Linked DNA regions of Homo sapiens: region 2 is linked to region 1. The links are chromatin loops, found by intact Hi-C in ENCODE. Cell type or tissue: endothelial cell of umbilical vein. All regions are shown on one strand. Each heading gives the region's core, and the rest is flanking DNA. Links, peaks and the distances in the headings are about the cores only.

Region 1 (10,818 bases), core at 1,236-9,235:
AGGCATCTACCACCACACCTGGCTAATTTTTTTATTTTTAGTAGAGATGGGGTTTCACCATGTTGGTCAGGCTGGTCTCGAACTCCTGACCTCAGGTGATCCACCTGCCTCCGCCTCCCAAAGTGCTGGAATTACAGGCGTGAGCCACCATGCCCAGCCTAAATTTCTTAAAGTCAATTTTTTCATGTATATTTTTACTAGAGATAAATAAATTTTCTCGTCAGGCCACATATTATATTGATGCGGTTTGGCTTTGTGTCCCCATCGAAATGTCATCTTGAATTGTAATCCCCAGGTGTTGAGGGAGGGACATGGTGGGAGGTGACTGAATCATGGGGCGGTTTCCCCCATGCTGTTCTTGTGTTAGTGAGTGAGTTCTCATGCGATCTGATGGTTTTATAAGTGTTTGGTAGTTCCTCTCTTGCTCTCTCTCTCTCCACTGCTGCCATGGAAGACGTGCCTGCTTCCCCTTCCATCATGATAATACGTTTCCTGAGGCCTCCCCAGCCATGCAGTACTGTGAGTCAATTAAACCTCTTTTTATAAATTACCCAGTCTCAGGGAAGTTCTTTATAGCAGTGTGAAAATGAACTAATAAATATATCAACCTCCAAAGGGCAGAGACCATCATATAATTCTTCCAAAGTGTTTTTCTAAGAAGGTAAAAATAATGTTGTCCAGACAGGCAACTTTGTGCTGGAGTTGACAGTGAGATTCTCCCTCCATGGGCTGGAGGGTGGAGGGAAGGAGCTGGAAGCTTGTCCTTGGTCCGTGTCAGGATTTCCACTGGGGAAGGAAGGTCTCTTCAAAACATACACATCTCAGTTTCTGATTCTGCCTCCCTTCTTGCGTCTCAAGCAGAGCTTTTCAACCTGGGGACCCCAGTCTCCTGGGGGATTTTGGACAGATATTAGGGAGTTCTTGCCCCCCTCCACCCAGATTTCTTTCACTAAATGCCAGACATTTTGGGTTGAACTTTAAACAAATACTGAAGAACAAAAATTGATTTTTCAAGTATTGTGTTGGCAGAAAAACAATAAGAAATATTTGTATTTTAAGGGCCTCCTCCTCTTCCTCCTCCAGCTTCTGAGTTTAAGACCTTGGTTTATATTTGGCCACCATTTTTCTTTCTTTCTTTCTTTCTTTCTTTTTTTTTTTTTTTTTTTTTTTTTTGAGACAGAGTCTCTCTCTCTCTCTCTCTGTCACCCAGGCTGGAGTGCAGTGGTGCGATCTTGGCTCACTGCAACCTCCACCTCCTGCGTTCAAGCAATTCTTCTGCCTCAGCCTCCCAAGTAGCTGGGACTACAGGCATCACTATGCCTGGCTAATTTTTGTATTTTCAGTAGAGACAGGGTTTCGCCATGTTGGCCAGACTGGTCACAAACCCCTGACCTCAGGTGATCCACCCCCATCAGCCTCCTAAAGTGCTGGAATTACAGGCATGAACCACAGCATTATGGCCACCATTTCTGCCTGGAAGGGCACGGTGGGACTCTAACAATGGACACCCCACGTCTTGTTAGTAGCTATTTCAAATCTTCTGAAGGATGAGAAGACTTAAAATCTATTCTCTTAGCAATTTTCAAGTATGCAATATATTGTTACTAGTTGTAGTCACTATATGAGGCCATGTCTATGTTAAATAGTTTCATGTAGTCATTTCACATTTTCTGTATACATCTATCAAAACATCATGTCGTATACATCATAAATATATATAATTTTACTTTTCAATTTTAAAAATTCATTAATAATAAAATTAAAAATCCTATTAAAAAAACCTGTTCAAGGGCCTGCAAATTGCTGGGGGGAAGCGCAAGAGGCAGGAAGCACAGAGAAAGGAAGAGGCAACCTGGGCCAGGAGGAGGGCAGTTGTTCCCCAGCAACCCCCTGGATCCACACAGAGGCACCCTAAGTGGCTCCTGGGGAACACCGGGAGGAGATCCGAACCGGAAGACCAGGGACCTGACACCTGCACCTGACCTCAGGTGATCCACCCACCTTGGCCTCCCAAAGTGCTGGGATTACAGGTATGAGCCACCACGCCGGACCCTGACTTTTTTTTTTTTTTTTTTTTTTTTTTTTGAGACAGAGTCTCGCTCTGTAGCCCAGGCTGGAGTGCAGTGGCGTGATCTCAGCTCACTGCAACCTCCACCTCCCAGGTTGTAGCAATTCTCTTGCCTCAGCCTCCAGAGCTCCTTCTTGGATGGGGATGCTGAAGACCCCACCTGAGGGTGGGGAAGTGGAATTAGCCTAAAGGACATATGTAACTACTGGTATAAAAAATGCCACCCACTGCATAAACTTGTGTTTGTCACTATATTTTTTTTTCTTTTGGTGGGTTGGCGGGGGACAGAGCCTCACTCTGTTGCCCAGGCTGGAGTGCAGTGGTGCAATCTTGGCTCACTGCAGTCTCCGCCTCCTGGGTTTCAGCGACCCTCCTGCCTCAGCCTCTGGAGCAGCTGGGATTACAGGCGCCCACCACCACGCCCGGCTGATTTTTTTGTATTGTTAGTAGAGACGGGGTTTCGCTGTGTTGGCCAGGCTGGTCTCAAACTCTTGACCTCCGGTGATCCACTCACCTCAGCTTCCCAAAGTGCTGGGATTACAGGTGTGAGCCACCAGGCCCAGCCATGTCATTATATTTCTTAATGTTGTCATTAACTGATAATCTCAAAAGTACTGACTTTTTTTTTTTGGGCAGTCTCTCTCTCTGTTGCCCAGGTTGGAGTGCAGTTGCTCGATCTTGTCTCACTGCAACCTCCACCTCCTAGGTTCAATCGAGTCTCATGCCTCAGTCTCCCAAGTAACTGGAATCATTTTTAGTAGAGACACGGTTTCACCATGTTGGCCAGGCTGGTCTCAAACTCCTGACCTCAGGTGATCCACCCGCCTTGGCCTCCCAAAGTGCTGGGATTACAGGTGTGAGCTGCCACCACGCCCGACCCTAACTTTTTTTTTTTTTTTTTTCAGACGGAGTCTTGCTCTGTCGCCCAGGCTGGAGTGCAGTGATGGATCTCGGCTCACTGCAACTTCTGCCTCCCGGGTTCTAGCAATTCTCCTGCCTCAGCCTCCCGAGTAGCTGGGATTACAGGCGTCTGCCACCACGCCCAGCTAATTTTTTGTATTTTAGTAGAGACGGGGTTTCACTGTGTTGCCCAGGCTGGTCTCAAACTCCTCAGGTGATCCTCCTGCCTTGGGCTCCCAAAGTGCTGGGATTACAGGCATGAGCCACGGCACCTGGCCAACATATTTTTTTAAGAACAGTTGAAAACTAAGTTTAAGCACAGAGTCCATGCCTTCAGAAATACAGAGTCTGATAGAGATGCTGATAATCTAGAGCAGAAGTCAGCAAAATTTTTCATAAAGGGTCAAATAGTGAATATATTTTGCTTTGAAAGCCATGAGATTTCTGTTGACACTACCCACCACTGCCACTGTATCAGGATGCAGCCACAGACAATGTGTCAACAAATGGACATGGCTATGTTCCAATAAAACTTTATTTACATAACACCTAGCAGGTCACTCTTGACACAAGGGAAGCAGTTTGCCCATTCCTGATCTGTATCATTAATAATTTGCTTCTGCTAAAATCACTCCTAAACTATAATAATGTGAGTTTGAAGGTTCCTTTCAAATAACTCAAATTGCTTTAATATGTATTATCTTATCTACCTTAGGAAATTATCTGGGAGCAACAAATAAATGGAGAAAAAAGAGTTCTCTAATTTTTTAACATGTCATATACAGAATTTCATGTGAATATTTCCACATTCTCAAATCATTATTTTTTCTTTTCACTAAGGTTAACTCTGTACATTCTTTCATGTATTTAAATACATTTCATTGTTTTTTTCATCCACTCAAAACATTTATGACATAAGGTGATGACATTTGAATTTAATCCCAATTTCCATTAGGAGAGGCTTATACTCCCTTCTGAGGTTTATTTTATTTTAATCTCATGAATTTCACAATATCCTAGTAATTGAAATATAGCTTGAAATATCTGCCAATGTAATCTGGAATTATCTCCTTGTAGAGAAGCAAAATGGGGGGAAGAAAGCAAGTAATGTCAGTCAACTAAAAGGCATAGAGATAAAAGGAAATGAAATAGGAAGCAGAATAAATGCCAGGTTTAGTGCACGACATTTTTCTGAATGGGACATTTTTTAACATTCTACAATATAATACTTTTACCTCATGATATAGGATAGCAGATGAATCCTGGCTAAATGAATAGATGCAGATGTATTTTCAGTTATCTTAGATTAATTCCTGAAGACTGCAGTTTAATAATTCTGAGTCTGAATTTCATTTTTATTATATCACTACATGTTGAGAACCCTTCAAAAGTTTGTCTAGTTCAATTCTAAAATTCAACTGAGGCTGGGCACAGTGGCTCATGCCTGTAATCTCAGCACTTTGGGAGACCGAGGCGGGCAGATCACCTGAGGTCAGGAGATCGAGACCAGCCTGATCAACATGGTGATACCCTGTCTGTACTAAAAATACAAAAATTAGCCAGGCGTGGTAGTGCATACCTGTAGTCCCAGCTACTTGAGAGGCTGAGGCAGGAGAATCACTGGAATCCAGGGGCAGAAGTTGCAGTGAGCAGAGATCGCACCACTGCACTGAAGCCTGGGTGACAGAGCGAGATTCCATCTCAAAAAAAATTAAATTAAATTAAATTCAGTTGAAACAACAATGTTTTGAAAAGCTTTTTAAAACACTCTTTAAAATTTAGAACTGAAAGAAACCATGTCCAAAAATACACAGCCAAGTCCCCTCCCACATTCGGGGTAGGTATTGATAACCAATCAATATCAATCAATCAAAGCATTCTTTCTGTGGCTAAAAAGTATTTCGTAATACTATGCCCCAGATTCTACTGCCAGTTAATCTGATCTCACCCCAAAGCTGATATGTCATTGTCATCTGCACTGTAGTCCAATTTCTTCATGTTATAAATTGAAAATCTAAGACATATTGAGGTTAAAGGATCTTCTCAGTGCCAAAGATGCTGCTCCAGTCAGTTCAACGCCTTTCTGCTTCTGTTTTTGCAATACCAGATTGCCCCTACACCAGGAGGGGATGGGGTGGCCACTATGGCAACATGAATTTTAAACATATGCAAACTAAACATAATTTGAGTCACCTACTAAACACTGGAAACGATTCCTGAGTGCTGGGAATTCAGCAACAAACAGGGCAGACGCAAGGCTTGCAGGCATAAGAGGTAAAAAGAATAAGGTCACTCCAGATAGTGCTTCCTCTCAGGAGGGGCCGCTTTCTAATGAACGCTTGTGGAAGGTGTGTAGGAGGAGGAGAGCTGAGCCATGAGAGCCAGCCCTGCGATCATGAGGAGAGGATGGTAGTGGGTACAGGGTGCCGCTAGTTGAGAGCCACAAAGGCTTGCTGGAAGGAGGCAAGGGCAGCAGTCTGCTGTGTTCAGTGCTGAGAGATAGAGTGGGGTGAGGACCCAGGGGCGCTTTGGGGATGGGAGTGGTGTGTGGCGCTGGCTGGACAGGTTCCAGGGGAGTGGTGGTAACAGATGCCCTGGGCTAAGGTGAGTGGAGGGGAATGGAGACAGTGAACACAGACGAAACTTTCCAGAAGTTTTATTGATTGTGACAGGAAGCAGAGAAATGCAGCATTAGCTAGAGAGAATTTTGGATTAAGGAAAAGGTTTTGTAATGAAGGCTTTTGAGAGCGTGTGTATATGCTGATAGGTATACAAGGGCCAGGGAGCTGAATGTTGGAGGAAGAGGAGCCAGATACAGATGCAAAGTCCTTGAGTCCTTGAGTCCTTGAAAAGGCAAGGTGTGTTTGGGTGCAGGGAATAGAAACAGGAAAGGGATGGGCTTTATAGGAACAGGGGTATTTTGCCTACCTACAGAATGAAGAATGATAGGGAAGAGGGGCTCCCATGTAGGTAGGCTATTAGGTTAAGAGGCTGATGAAGGTGGGATACGTTTCCAAATACTAACTTAGATACACATGTTCTTATGCTATGAGACATAAACTCCAGAATAGTGTGGCTCCTAGTCCATTTCATTCACTGCTGTAAGCTCAGAGCCTAGAACAGAGCGTGGTGACTGTGACATTAGACACTCAATAAGTATGTGTGGAAGCAAAGGCACTGCAGAGCCCTGGTTTTGCCAGTCTGGTTTTCCAAATAACCACAAGGTGGCAGGCTTGTTCAAAAAAAAACAGTATCGCTTACTTGGCTAATTTCTACTGTGTAATAAGTAATAAGCCCAGTATGACTTTTAAGTGAATTTTTTTTTTTCTAGATGGAATCTCGCTCTGCCGCCAGGCTGGACTGAAGTGGCGCAATCTCGGCTCACTGAAACCTCTGCCTCCTGGGTTCAAGCGATTCTCCTGCCTCAGCCTCCCGAGTATCTGGGACTACAGGCACGTGCCACCACGCCCAGCTAATTTTTGTATTTTCAGTAGAGACGGGGTTTCACCAAGTTGGCCAGGATGGTCTTGATCTCTTGACCTTGTGATCCACCCGCCTTGGCCTCCTAAAGTCCTGGGATTACAGGTGTGAGCCACCGCGCCCGGCCAGGATTAGTTCTTTGTTCATCCCAAATGTTTACTTGCTGTCCACATGTGGCAAAAACAGCTTCTTTCCAGTGATGATCAGTCCCAGTGTCCGCCGCCTTCTTAATACCATATGCAAAAGGACTTCCCCTTCTCCATAGCCTGAGCCCTCCAATTCCCACTGCTTCACAGTCCTGTCATCACCAACAGTAAAAAAAAAAGAACTCCCAGCCGGGCGCGGTGGCTCACGCCTGTAATCCCAGCACTTTGGGAGGCGAAGGCAGGCAGATCACGAGCTCAGAAGATCGAGACCCTCCTGGCTAACACGGTTAAACCCCATCTGTGCTAAAAATACAAAAAATTAGCCGGGCGTGGTGGCGGGCGCCTGTAGTCCCAGCTACTCGGGATGGTGAGGCAGGAGAATGGCATGAACCCGGGAGGCAGAGCTTGCAGTGAGCCGAGATCGCGCCACTGCCCTCCAGCCTGGGCGACAGAGCGAGACTCCGTCTCAAAAAAAAAATTAAAAAATAAGAAAAGTCCCACAAAAGTGAGGACATATTCCTCGTACAAAGCCTTCATGTGCTTGTATTGTACGGACACATTTCCGTTGAGTCAGGTTCCAGATTCTAACCTCTCCATCACATGGCCCAGAAAGGACAGGAGCCAGGCTCCTTGGATGCTTTGCCAAGCAATTGACTCCGTCTCAGTGACCATTCAGGGAAAAAGGAATGGTTTTGCAAATACTCTTTCCAGTTTGACAGCATTTAAAGCTCTTAAGTATTCTCGTGGGACCGCAGAAGGATGTAGGGTAGGATCATAGTTTCTGGGAAGTCTGTAAATCCAACTTGCTTTCACAGACATAGTTATCCGGGTTCCAGCTCAGCATCTTCACCTTCCTCTTGGTTGTTCTTCCCGCCAAACTCCACGAGCTTTTCATTCCGGGTTCCTATTTTCTCGTAGAAATGATTTCCCCTGAAAATAACAATACTTACTGCCTCTCAGCTATTTCTTACATTTGGCAAATTTCAAAGTCACATGAGAAATGTAAAACACTAGAGAATCCCCCATATGAAACAGGATCTTCTCTGAGATCACCTAAGGTGTCTGGACTCTTGATTTTAGAATCTGAATTTCATTTGTATAAGTCAGATAAGATTCCATCGGCTGTTTTTGTTTTGCTCTTTTTTTGTTTTTTGTTTTGTTTTGTTTTGTTTTTGTTTTTTTAGACACGGTCTCACTCTGTTGCCAGGCTGGAGTGCAGTGGTGCGATCTCGGCTCACTGCAACCTCCGCCTCCCGGGGTTCAAGTGACTCTCCTGCCTCAGCCTCCTGAGTAGCTGAGACTACAGGCATGCGCCACCACGCCTGGCTAACTTTTGTAATTTTTGGTAGAGACAGAGTTTCACCATGTTGTCCAGGCAGGTCTCCTGACCTCAACCAATCCGCCAGCCTCAGCCTCCCAAAGTGCTGGGATTACAGGCGTGAGCCACCGCACCCAGCCTTAGATTGGCTCTTTTGAAAAGAAATCTCTTGGTGTTTTTCCTTATAGAGAATTTCTTAATATTTTTTTCCCCTAACTACACCCTGGGATATTGAAAATTCAGGTGAAAATTAATTTTTGTTCTTTTTTTAAAATTGGCATATAGGCCGGGGGGTGGTGGCTCACGCCTATATGCCGGGCTCCCAAAGTGGCTCAGCACTTTTGAAGGCTGAGGCGGATGGATCACCTGAGGTCAGGAGTTCAAGACCAGACTGGCCAATATGGTGAAACCCCATCTCTACTAAAAATACAAAAATCAGCTGGGTGTGGTGGTGGGCGCCTATAATCCTAGCTACTCGGGGGGCTGAGGCATGAGAATCGCTTGAACCCAGGAGGCGGAGGTTGCAGTGAGCTGAGACTGCACCACTGCACTGCAGCCTGGATGACAGAGCTAGACTCTGACTCAAAAAAAAAAGTGATATATAGGGTTTGATTCTGATGCTTCTGTGTGATTATGTCCCTGACACTGTATTTTTGTTCTGTTTTGCTTTGCTTGCATTTGAATTAGATAAAATCTATATAGTCTTTTAGGTGTTCAAATCAATTGCTTCCTTTATAGAGTTTGAGAATTGGACGCCATCCTTACCCTGCTTCATTTTCCTCACCAGTAGAGTGGGAGAATAGCAGTATCTATCTGTGGGGGGTTGTATTACCCAAAACATTTGTTGCCCCTCCCTGGTGGAGGACTGTGCTTTCCCCATCCACTGATGTCGCACGTGGCCATGGGATTTGAGATGCCCTTCCAAGTAGTAGGATAAAACCTCCCTGGCCCATTGAGGTCAGGAGGGACCCTGTGACTTGCTTTGGCCATTGAATTGCGGGGAGATGTGATGTGTTTCACGTCTGAACAGAAGTTCAAGAACTAGCTCCTGGCTTGCCATCACTCCTTTCCTTTTGCCAATCTCCACCCACGTACTGCACTTGCTTCCATGACACAGCCCCATGACGGACACAGCATGTGGGCAAGAAGTAAACATGAATGGCTATGAGCCTCTGAGATCTGGGGACTATTTTTTAACTGAGGCATTACTTAGTCCAAGTTAACTGATACAATATATGGTGACTGTGAGAATAAGTGAGCTCATATCTGTAAAATCCTTAGCCCCATGTGTGGTATATCTTAAGCAACGAATACATATTATTAATATCCTTGATCACTATTCATTCATTCAATTTATCTGCCATATTGAGGATAAAAGCCCATGTAAAACTATCTAATTTCCCTTACAAAGTGTTGGCATAATTCAGAGGTTTAAAATGAGATTTAGAGTCCAATAAAGAGGTTACGATATCCTCTCCATGGAAAGCAGTGAGAAGTGCAGAGGACAAAGTGCCAATTCATGGGACGCATGTGCTCCAGAATATGTCTCGGGCCACTAGCAGTAATTTCCCTGGCACTGCAACTCTGCCTTCGTGGCCTTTTATAGTTCAGAAGGTACACATTTCTTTGACTGCTCAAAACAACCAGTAAGAAGAAATCACTCAACCTAAGATACTCTTAAATTTTGATTCAATTATATTGAATGATTATCTTCTTCCACTTATGATAGTGAGTTCTTGGCACCTAGGAAAGGCAAATGCACACACCCCTATCTGTGCTAGGGAAGGGTAAAAGAGCCAGGCCTATTTGGTGCCAAATTAGAATTATTTTGATATCTCCTTGACGTAGCTGAATGTCAAAAATGCAGATGCATTCTAAGGTCCCAAAGAATGCAAATGTACTTTCAAATTGATGTCAACTTAGTGCTTTTCATACAGTTTTGAATATTTGCATGTTAACAAAAACGTCCTGAGTGATGTCGATTCTGAACTGCAGTTCCCACCGATTCTTTCCACCCAGATCAAGCACCACAGACTCCACCCATTCAGATAATTCACAGCAATATTCCTTCATTTGGGCCCTTGAGTGAAGAAGAAAGCAGTTTACACTGTAATTCTTTCACTGGAGGGTCTGAAAGCCTGTCACCTACAGAAATCCTCCAAGGCCCAGGACTTAGAGGCAGGGGTTCCCTCCAAATCATTCAAGAGGCAAGCACCTCCAAGCTCCCTGATTCCCACCCTTGTCTGGAAACACGTCTGGAGAAACTGACTCCAAGTGGCGCCAGTCCATTTGTTTGTTACTGATAAGCACAGAGGAGGGAGATTGAGGCGCAGACCTGAAAATGGGGAAATTAACCTTAGTCAGCCAACTGATGTGAGCGTGCCTATTCCATTTTCCACAATCTGATCCCAGAAGTCTGTAACCAGGAAAATACCCACCAATAGGATACTGGAGGCTTCTCTGGAGACCAGGTTCCCTAATGAAGAGGCCAGCTGGCTCTCTAGCCAAAATGAGTTTTGCACCTACTGGGAAACCCACTTTTTCACAAGCTCTGCCTAAACTTGCAAATTGCTTTTATGTATTTTAGTCTTAATTATAAAAGGACAGCCAAGGATTGCCAGGTATTTAAGAAAACTTGCAGTTGGGTGCGGGGACTCACGCCTGTAATCCTAGTACTTTGGGAGGCCAAGGCAGGTGGACCACTTGAGGTCAGGAGTTCGAAACCAACCTGACCAATATGGCAAAACCCCGTCTCTACTAAACACACACACACACACACACACACACACAAAATTAGCGGGGCATGGTGGCAGGCGCCTATAAGGCTGAGGCAGGAAAATGGCTTGAACCCAAGAGGTGGAGGTTGCAGTGAGCCAAGATTGCACCATTGCACTCCAGCCTGGGCA
Region 2 (10,818 bases), core at 1,442-9,441, 550 kb after region 1:
TAAGATTGTTGCTTTAAGTGTTTCTTACCCACTGTTTTGCATGAATCTCCTCCCTCCCTGCATTTCCTTATCAGTGCAAAGTGGCTTAGCATCACCTATCTTTGTATTTGATAAATCCACAGATGAATGAAAGCTTCTGTGGGACCAGATTCTATCTTCCCTCTATGTGCCCCAAGATATCTAGCATCGTGCCTGCTTGGAATGTTCTGGGCGCTCAATTTAGCCATAGATCATACCACTGATCTCCATAATAAACTTTAAGCAACTTATGGAGATCAGACAAATGCACATAAAATGTGAAATGACCACAAAAGGTAGCACAGCAAGTCTTGTGATAATCAGGAAGTAGTATTCCAGGTGCCAAGGCAGGTAGACTGATGTGACTGGGATGACGGGGGTCGGGGGGGAGGATGCAAGGTGGAGGGGTGTGGACCTTGAGCTGGCCTTGCAATATGGCAGGACTTGGGATGGGAGAGGAAGGGATTCCTGGTGGAGAGCGCTGGGAGCACAAGCGCAGGTGGGGTGTGGAGATGGGCATGGGGCAGGTGCAAGGCAGGGGTCAGAAGCCATGCTGTGGCTCCCTTGTCCCGATCCAAAATAGTGTCCTCATTAGTCTTCCACCCTTGCCCTCCCACCATGTGTCTATCCTATTCTCCACAGACCAGATACCTAGAGAGATCTTTAGAAAACATAAACCCAAATATATTTATTTCCTATGTGAAACCATAACTTTCTATACCACTGAAACGTAAATGTTTATTCCTTTACAGCCCTGTGTTTTTCTTCCCCCGCCCCCCACTCCCCGCCCCGCCAGACAGAGTCCAATTCTGTCGCTCAGGAGTGCAGCAATCTCAGCTCACTGCAACCTCTGCCTCCCAGGTTCAAGTGATTCTCCTACCTCAGCCTCCCGAGTAGCTGGATTACAGGCGCCCATCACCATGCCTGGCTCATTTTTGTATTTTTAGTAGGGATGAGTTTTCACCATGTTGGCCAGGCTAGTCTCGAACTGACCTTGTGATCTGCCCGCTTCGGCCTCCCAAAGTGTTGGGATTACAGGCGTGAGCCACTGCACCCGGCCGAGCCCTGTGTTTTCTGCCTCTGCGTGCCCCTCCAGCCTTGTCTCAAGCCTCTCTCTACCTCACTCATATTCCAGCCGGACTGGCTGTGGCTTAGCAGCATTTGTCTTGGTCATGCTTTCATTGAGTTCCCATTTTACCAGTCTCACAACTTAGAGCATTCTGCAATGACGAAGGTGATGAATGTTTCCTGGTGACAGAAGCTGTACTTTCTAAGCCCATGGCGATCTGGCCATCATATGTTGGTAAATGCTTACCAACTGGCTCTCTGGGGGAAAAAAACAACAAAAACAAAAACCCTGCTTCACAGAATTTGCTGATTTTTCTGGTGTAAATAAATAACCCTACCATGGCCAATTTCAGGCTCCAGGGTATCACCACTGGAAGTGGAGTTGGAATGAGATGCACACAGCTCACAGTCACCTCTGGCAAGCCGGTAGGAGCCAGAGGTCCTGCACACCACCGACAAAACACAATGGAGAAGAGATGTCTTTTGTTTAAATTTAAAAATGATATTTGCTGGTTCAGAAGACAACCTCTGAATGAAGTAGAAAGAAGAAACTTACAAAGCCTTAAGCACTCCAGCCTGTTTTGGTAGGGGGTGTAATTAAGGTGGGAAAATTAAAAATGTAGTATAGCATCTGTTTCCATCTTTAGTTTTCCCAAGGACTTCTATTTTTACTTTCAAGTAATAACTGGGTTACAGTTGATAAGCAGTTTGAGACATAAACAGGATTTACGGACTCTAAAGTATTCAGACATTTGCTTGGTGGGAACCAGTTGTTACATTCAAGTTCTCATCATTCCCTCATGATATGCTGGGGAAAATACCCAGTGATTCCTACAAATCCCATCTATTGGGGGAATAGTTGTCTGTGAGTTCACTGAATGACTTGGCATTCAGGAAATTTAACAGGCCTCTTAACTGGAGATAAGATAACCCCAAAGACCAACACCAACCATCTTTATTAAGTTGCTTAGAGGCTGTTAGTAAAATATATAAATATATAAGGCAATAAGACAATTAACAGAGTATGTGGACCATCTGGGTTTGTGTTGAAGGGGTCCAGAAAGAAAGTGTTCAAAGAGATAAGTTTTGAAGGGAGAACATTTAGCCCCCAGATGCAGATTTGTGGTATGCAGAGTGAGCACATGCCAGGGCAGTGGAACCAAAGAATGGCGAAAAGTCATGAGGCAAAAATGAGCAGAATGGGGATTTCTAAAGTAATTCTTTCTTACACTCTTTCCTTTGTGTTACTCTGTTAATAATCTCTCTTTGATGTAATCAATGGCATTAGTTAACATTTGCTCAGCACACGTTTCAGGCTTGGCACCAAGTGTCTGGTTTTGTCCTTGCCATGAGATAGGCACTATTTATGATCTATTTTAATATCTATTTTAGTGAAGCTACTGAGATTTAGAAAAGAGTTTATTTAACTTGCTGTAACAGTTAGCTTTGCTGTGTAACAAATCACCCCAATTTCAGTAGCTAAAATAACATCCACTTCTTTTTTTTTTTTTTTTTTTGGAGACAGAGTTTTGCTCTTGTCACCTAGGCTGGAGTGCAATGGGACATCTCGACTCACTGCAGCCTTCACCTCCCAGGTTCAAGTGATTCTCCTGCCTCAGCCTCCCAAGTAGCTGGGATTACAGGCATGTGCCACCATGCCCAGCTAATTCTTTGTATTTTTAGTAGAGATGGGGTTTCACCACATTGGCCAGGCTGCACTCCTGACCTCAGGTGATCCTCCCGCCTTGGCCTCCCAAAGTGCTAGGATTACAGGCGTGAGCCACCGTACCCAGCCCAACATCCACTTCTTTAGCTCATGATTCAAGGTGTTGTCAGTTTGAGCTGGCTCACCTGGGCAGCCTCTCCCTGCTGGGCCCGCTCATGGCTCTTCAGTTCAACTATAGCGAGGTGAACAAAGTTAACCTTGTCCAACTTTCTCATTTTGGGGACCTTGGATGAGAGAGTTGAGCTCCACTCCACATGTTCGCTCATCCTCCAGTTACCTAGCCTTGGCCAGTTTATGGGGCATTTTGCAAGGTCCCAAGAAAATGAATGGGAACAGGCAAGTCCTCTTGAGATTAAAATTCAAAACTGGCACATTGTTCGTTCCACCACATTCTACTGGTCAAAGCAAGACATAATGCCAGAGCATTGTCAGGAGGCAGGGAAATAGACTCCATAACTTTATGGAAGTTGCTGTAAAGTCATTCAACAAAAAGTTGGAGAATTGTGGCCACTTTTGTAATCTATAGCACTTGCTGAAAATCACAAGACTATTATGGACAGGGAATTCAGGTCCAGGGTCATCCGTCTCCAAATCTCACTTGATATACTTTGGTTATCTGTCCCTTTCCAAATCCCCCATGTTGAAATGTAATCCCCAGGGTTGGAGGTAGGGCCTGGTGAGAGGTATTTGGATCCTGGGGGAGGATCCCTCATGGCTTGGTGCCACGATAGCAAGTTTGTTCTCATGAGATCTGATTGTTTCTAAAAGTGTGGCACCTCCCGACTGCCCTTGCTCCCACTCTGCCATGTACTGTGCCTGCTCCCATGCCACCTTCCACCGTGAGTAAAAGCTCCTTGAGCCCTCCAGAAGCCAAGCAGATGCTGGTGCCAGGCTTGAAGAGCATGCAGAACCATGAGCCAAGTAAACTTCTTTCTCTATAAATTACCCAGTCTCAGGTATTTATTTGGCAATGGAAAAATGGCCTAACACATTGCCGTTTCATCACAAAACTATGCCAAATCCAAGCAGTTTCTCTATTTTTCACTGGCCTCCTGATAGGACCACACCCATTCTATGTGGCATAATTTACCATCTGATCACCAGCTCCCTTTAATTAGACATGTACTTTCAGCATAAACACACACATGCCCACAATCTTATTACCTTCTCCAAGTTTCTGCTCATATTCTTCTCTTGCTTGAAATGACCTTTCTCCCTATTCACATTCTCTTCATCCATGATAACTTGGTTCAGGTTTTAATTTCTATACAAAGCTGCCTGTGACAGAGACTGCTAACTAACACCCAGTAATCTGGCCTTTCTCTCCTTTTACCTTTTAGTAACAGAATTCCCCTACGTTTTGGCTTGCAATGCATGCTTAGCCACAGAATACATTTCCCAGCCTCATGTGCAGCTTAGTGTGTGTGGCCATTTTAAAACATACTGCAACTTCTTGTTACCTCTCCCATAAAAAGGTGAAGTCTAATTCTTATGAATATGGGTCAGCCATAGTGATTCACTTCTAATGAGGAGAATGTGGAAGAAATGATACTGCATGACTTACAAGCCTAGGTCATAAAAAGTGGTACATCTTTACTTACTGTTTCTCTGACATGTAAGAAGTCTCCCTAGCCAAAAGATGCCATGCCAAATAGACTATGTTAAGGAGGCCACACAGAGAGGAAAGCTTGACACACCCCAGAGGTACCATACCTCAGCTGTTTGTCTTCCCAACCTCAGCCATAAGATAAGTCAGTGAGTCTCTAGATTATTCCAGCCCTTAGCTTTGAATTACCCCAGCTCAAGCTGAGGGGAGCAGAGCTAAGTTCTCCCTGCTAAGATCTGTCCAAATTGCAGTTTCATGAGCAAAATAACTTGTTTAAAATGATCACTAAGTTCAGTGGTGGTTAGTTTCACAACTGTAGAGAACTGGACATATTTTGGCACTCTAAACATGAGGTGCTGCCATAACCAAACCTAAAGCATGTGGCTTTGGGACTGAGCAGTGGGAAGAAGCTGGACTTAAGAAACATGTTAGTGAAGCATCAAGGACTTCAAAGAAATCATTAGCAGAGGCTTGATGACCCTCTGGAGGATTGCTGGTGAGGACTTACAGGAAAGTGAGGAAAATATTATTGGAAGCTGGAAAAAGAAAACCTTCGTGATGCAACAGCAGGAAGTTTAGTAACACCGTTGCCTGTGGCAATGTGGGAAATAGAAAAAGCACCTAATGAGCTAAATGTTCCAGCTAAGGAGATTTCCAGAGAGTGTGTTGAAAGTACCACCCAGTTTCTTTTTGCTATAAAAAAATAGACAAGCTAAAGCAAGCTAAAGAAAGAACTGTTAAATATAAAGGAGCCAGGACTTTCTGAGTTGAAAATAAAACTGATTTTCATTCTTAGTTTCTCCAATTGACATAGTGATTGCTAAAATTAAGAAATGGTTTCTGGAAGATATCAAATTCAGGGCACTGTCAGGACAACATAGTCTAAAGATGAACCCAAAGGTGCAATTGTAAAACTCTATGTGACGTTCTTAGAATTAAAATCAAAGTTCTCTAGAGATCATCAGGGTAGATCCTTTCCACCACACAACTTGGGCTTCTAAGAATCTTTTTTTTTTTTTTAAGGCAGAGTCTTGCTGTGTTGCCCAGGCTGGAGTGTAGTGGCACAATCTGGGCTCCCCACAACCTCCGCCTCCCAGGTTCAAGCGATTCTCCCACCTCAGCCTCCTGAGTAGTTGGGACCACAGATGCATGCCACCATGACTGGCTAATTTTTTTATTTTTAGTAGAGACGGGGTTTCACTATGTTGGCCAGGCTGGTCTTGAACTCCTGACCTCAGGTGATCCACCTGCCTCAGTCTCCCAAAGTGCTGGGATTACAGGCATGAGCCACCATGCCTGGCCAAGAATCTTAAATGAATTATTCCAGAGTCACCTTTCAGGGATCCCAGTGTAGAAAGACTTATCTTGAGATACATAGATGAGGCTTTTGTTTAATGGAGTGAATTCCAGTAGGTTACATAGTAAACCCAAAATGTTGTAAGAGGATTATATGGAACAAAATTTTGACAGGCAGGACACAGACTGAAAAATCTAATCTGCTGCAAACATGGCTACATTTTATAGAAAAAGAAAAGTTGACTCAGAGGATATATCCAAGAAACCATGGAGGATGATTCCCAGTTTCCCAGCTGCTGGAACTGAGCCTTCATCAAGGCACTAGCCATGTGTGTCCAGCTGGATTTCAGAAGTGCCATGGACCAAGGAGTTCTGTGTGCTTCTTTCTCCCCACTGTGTGAGTTAGAGTGTCTATAGCAGTTATCTTATGCCAGACCCACCACTGCATGTGGCATCAGCAGGACAGAAGACTTGTCTCCTTAGTACATAGATCTTCAGATCAAGAAAATGATCTTCCATGATCTACACTCGAGGAACTACCCGCAAGGAGCCTCACCCATGTGGGAACATGATTTAGATGACAAGACCCTGGGCCTCAAACCTAAACCTGATCTCTTAATAGATACAACTTTGCAAGTCCTGGGATGAAGCAAGTGTATTTTGCATGAAGGAAACATGTAAATAATTTGGGCTAGAACATCAATTGTGCTGCTTTTAAAATACATCCACAAATTCTGTGATACTCCTCCCACGAAAAGGTGGAGTCTAATTGTCCCCTCCTTGAATATGGGGCAGCCCTAGTTTACTCACTTCTGACAAATAGAAGGTGACAGGAAAAATACTGTGTGACTCACAAAGCCAAGTCATAGACGGTGACACCATAACTTTTGCTTGTGTCTCCTTCTCCCTTGGGACATGTGCTTTTGGAGCCCTAAAGCCACCATGGTGAAGAGAAAGATACCCAAGGATTCCCAGCTGTGCCAACCCCCATCTATTTAAGTCTTCCAGGTACCAACCACAAGGCTCTTAACATGATTCCAGTCTCCAGCCTTCAAGCTGCCTCGTCTGATGCCAAGCGGAATAGAGACATGCTATGCTCACTGAGGAGGTTCCAGCCACTTCAGCAAGCCAGAAAGAGGAAGAAAAGAAAGAAATGGAAAAGATATACAACTGTTATTATTCACAGCTGATATGATGAAGCCCCTAGCTTATTGGCTGATCACGTTGGATTTTAAAACTCACTCAAAACCGCTCAACTACATGGAAACTGAACAACCTGCTCCTGAATGACCACTGGGTACATAAAGAAATGAAGGCAGAAATAAAGATGTTCTTTGAAACCAACAAGAACAAAGATACAACATACCAGAATCTATGAGACACATTCAAAGCAGTGTGTAGAGGGAAATTTATAGCACTAAATGTCCACAAGAGAAAGCAGGAAAGATCTAAAATGGACACCCTAACATCACAATTAAAAGAACTAGAGAAGCAAGAGCAAACACATTCAAAAGCTAGCAGAAGGCAAGAAATAACTAAGATCAGAGAAGAACTGAAGGAAATAGAGACACAAAAAACCCTTCAAAAAAAAAAAAAAAATCAATGAATCCAGGAGCTGGTTTTTTGAAAAGATCAACAAAATTGATAGACCACTAGCAAGACTAATAAGAAAAGAGAGAAGAATCAAATAGACACAATAAAAAATGATAAAGGGGATATCACCACCGATTCCACAGAAATACAAACTACCATCAGAGAATACTATAAACACCTCTACGCAAATAAAGTAGAAAATCTAGAAGAAATGGATAAATTCCTTGACACATACACTCTCCCAAGACTAAACCAGGAAGAAGTTGAATCTCTGAATAGACCAATAACAGGCTCTGAAATTGAAGCAATAATTAATAGCTTACCAACCAAAAAAAGTCCAGGACCAGATGGATTCACAGCCGAATTCTACCAGAGGTACAAGGAGGAGCTGGTACCATTCCTTCTGAAACTATTCCAATCAATAGAAAAAGTGGGAATCCTCCCTAACTCATTTTATGAGGCCAGCATCATCCGATACCAAAGCCTGGCAGAGACACAACCAAAAGAGAATTTTAGACCAATATCCCTGATGAACATCGATGCAAAAATCCTCAATAAAATACTGGCAAACCAAATACAGCAGCACATCGAAAAGCTTATCCACCACGATCAAGTGGGCTTCATCCCTGGGATGCAAGGCTGGTTCAACATATGCAAATCAATAAACATAATCCAGCATATAAACAGAACCAATGACAAAAACCATATGATTATCTCAATAGATGCAGAAAAGGCCTTTGACAAAATTCAACAACCCTTCATGCTAAAAACTCTCAATAAATTAGGTATTGATGGGACGTATCTCAAAATAATAAGAGCTATCTATGACAAACCACAGCCAATATCCTACTGAATGGGCAAAAACTGGAAGCATTTCCTTTGAAAACTGGCACAAGACAGGGATGCCCTCTCTCACCACTCCTATTCAACATAGTGTTGGAAGTTCTGGCCAGGGCAATCAGGCAGGAGAAGGAAATAAAGGGTATTCAACTAGGAAAAGAGGAAATCAAATGTCACCTGTTTGCAGATGACATGATTGTATATCTAGAAAACCCCATCGTCTTAGCCCAAAATCTCCTTAAGCTGATAGGCAACTTCAGCAAAGTCTCAGGATACAAAATCAATGTGCAAAAATCACAAGCATTCTTATACACCAATAACAGACAAACAGAGAGCCAAATCATGAGCAAACTCCTATTCACAATTGCTTCAAAGAGAATAAAATACCTAGGAATCCAACTTACAAGGGACGTGAAGGGCCTCTTCAAGGAGAACTACAAACCACTGCTTAACGAAATCAAAGAGGATACAAACAAATGGAAGAATATTCCATGCTCATGGGTAGGAAGAATCAATATCGTGAAAATGGCCATACTGCCCAAGGTAATTTATAGATTCAATGCCATCCCCAATGGCATTCTTCACAGCTACCAATGACTTTCTTCACAGAATTGGAAAAAACTACTTTAAAGTTCATATGGAACCAAAAAGAGCCCACATTGCCAAGTCAATCCTAAGCCAAAAGAACAAAGCTGGAGGCATCACGCTACCTGACTTCAAACCATACTATAAGGCTACAGTAACCAAAACAGCATGGTACTGGTACCAAAACAGAGATATAGACCAATGGAACAGAACAGAGCCCTCAGAAATAACGCTGCATATCTACAACCATCTGATCTTTGACAAACCTGACAAAAACAAGAAATGGGGAAAGGATTCCCTATTTAATAAATGGTGCTGGGAAAACTGGCTAGCCATATGTAGAAAGCTGAAACTGGATCCCTTCCTTACACCTTATACAAAAATTAATTCAAGATGGATTAAAGACTTAAATGTTAGACCTAAAACCATAAAAACCCTAGAAGAAAACCTAGGCATTACCATTCAGGACATAGGTATGGGCAAGGACTTCATGTCTAAAACACCAAAAGCGATGGCAACAAAAGCCAAAATTGACAAATGGGATCTAATTAAACTAAAGAGCTTCTGCACAGCAAAAGAAACTACCATCACAGTGAAAAGGCAACCTACAGAATGGGAGAAAATTTTTGCAATCTACTCATCTGACAAAGGGCTAATATCCAGAATCTACAATGAACTCAAACAAATTCACAAGAACAACCAACCCCATCAAAAAGTGGGCAAAGGATATGAACAGACACTTCTCAAAAGAAGACATTTATGCAGCCAAAAGACATGAAAAAATGCTCATCATCACTGGCCATCAGAGAAATGCAAATCAAAACCACAATGAGATACCATCTCACACCAGTTAGTTAGAATGGCAATCATTAAAAAGTCAGGAAACAACAGGTGCTGGAGAGGATGTGGAGAAATAGGAACACTTTTACACTGTTGGTGGGACTGTAAACTAGTTCAACCATTGTGGAAGTCAGTGTGGCGATTCCTCAGGGATCTAGAACTAGAAATACCATTTGACCCAGCCATCCCATTACTGGGTATATACCCAAAGGATTATAAAACATGCTGCTATAAAGACACATGCACACATGTGTTTATAGCAGCACTATTCACAATAGCAAAGACTTGGAACCAACCCAAATGTCCAACAATGATAGACTGGATTAAGAAAATGTGGCACATATTCACCATGGAATACTATGCAGCCATAAAAAAGGATGAGTTCATGTCCTTTGTAGGGACATGGATGAAGCTGGAAACCATCATGCTCAGCAAACTATCACAAGGACAAAAAACCAAACACCACATGTTCTCACTCATAGGTGTGAATTGAACAATGAGAACACATGGACACAGGAAGGGGAACATCACACACTGGGGCCTGTTGTGGGGTTGGGGGAGGGGGGAGGGATAGCATTGGGAGATATACCTAGTGTTAGATGATGAGTTACTGGGTGCAGCACACCAACATGGCACATGTATACGTATGTAACTAACCTGCACGTTGTGCACACATACCTTAAAACTTAAAGTATAATAAAAAAAGAAAAAATCAATAGAAAAAAAGAATTAATGAAAGGTTGTAGCAAGATCACTAGATAAAAAGTCAGGTTTTTTTTTTAACTGCATTTCTATATAGGACCAACAATGAATTATAGAAATGTAAAAATAATACCTTTTATGATGTTATTAAAAACATTTAATATCTAAGAGAAAGTGAAAATCTAAATGAAATAGTGCGTTATCTAATGTCAAAGCCCATGACTTCTTCCTGATGCTACAGTCTGAACAAGATGTAAACTGATCCACAAAACATATGAAATGACAAAGGAAAATTGTTGCTACAAATAGCCAACCATAAAAGCGAAAATATGTTGGCAATGGAAGGAAATAGGGGTATATATCCTAATGTGTTTGTTAAACAGCTAAGAAAGCTACAGCTTCATAACTCCTACTTTGATCACCCTTCTTCTAAATTATGCTGAGTGTAAAATATAGTAAGGGAATCTAACTTGTAAAATAAAATACATCCCTTCACGACAAAGAGGAAGTCCCATTTATTGGTTATTAGAGAGCTTCTGCTTGA

Evidence for each region. Hi-C counts contacts between places; a loop is a spot of excess contacts. Peaks named below come from ENCODE experiments on the same cell type or tissue, not always from the same donor. Only the 100,000 strongest peaks of a DNase experiment are listed, where the experiment ranks them.
Region 2: it touches region 1 in a loop (5-fold over the local background); 1 of 110 quality-filtered maps calls a loop at or near these places.

The regions. Positions count from the first base shown.
Region 1 is chr5:17,198,903-17,209,720 of GRCh38, reverse strand. All of the region lies in intron 1 of BASP1-AS1 (BASP1 antisense RNA 1), which reads left to right. It also overlaps the pseudogene DCAF13P2. Among named protein-coding and RNA genes, the nearest start is that of BASP1-AS1, 13 kb to the left of the region's middle. RefSeq lists a silencer at 6,165-6,244. In endothelial cell of umbilical vein, for the core only: a CTCF peak has its summit at 6,184 (motif pointing right); a DNase peak (open chromatin) is centred at 6,200; H3K27me3 peaks cover 549 bases.
Region 2 is chr5:16,650,854-16,661,671 of GRCh38, reverse strand. No RefSeq gene overlaps it. Among named protein-coding and RNA genes, the nearest start is that of RETREG1, 39 kb to the right of the region's middle. RefSeq lists a silencer at 4,818-5,112. In endothelial cell of umbilical vein, for the core only: no CTCF peak of the experiment used is centred there; a DNase peak (open chromatin) is centred at 4,981; H3K27me3 peaks cover 201 bases.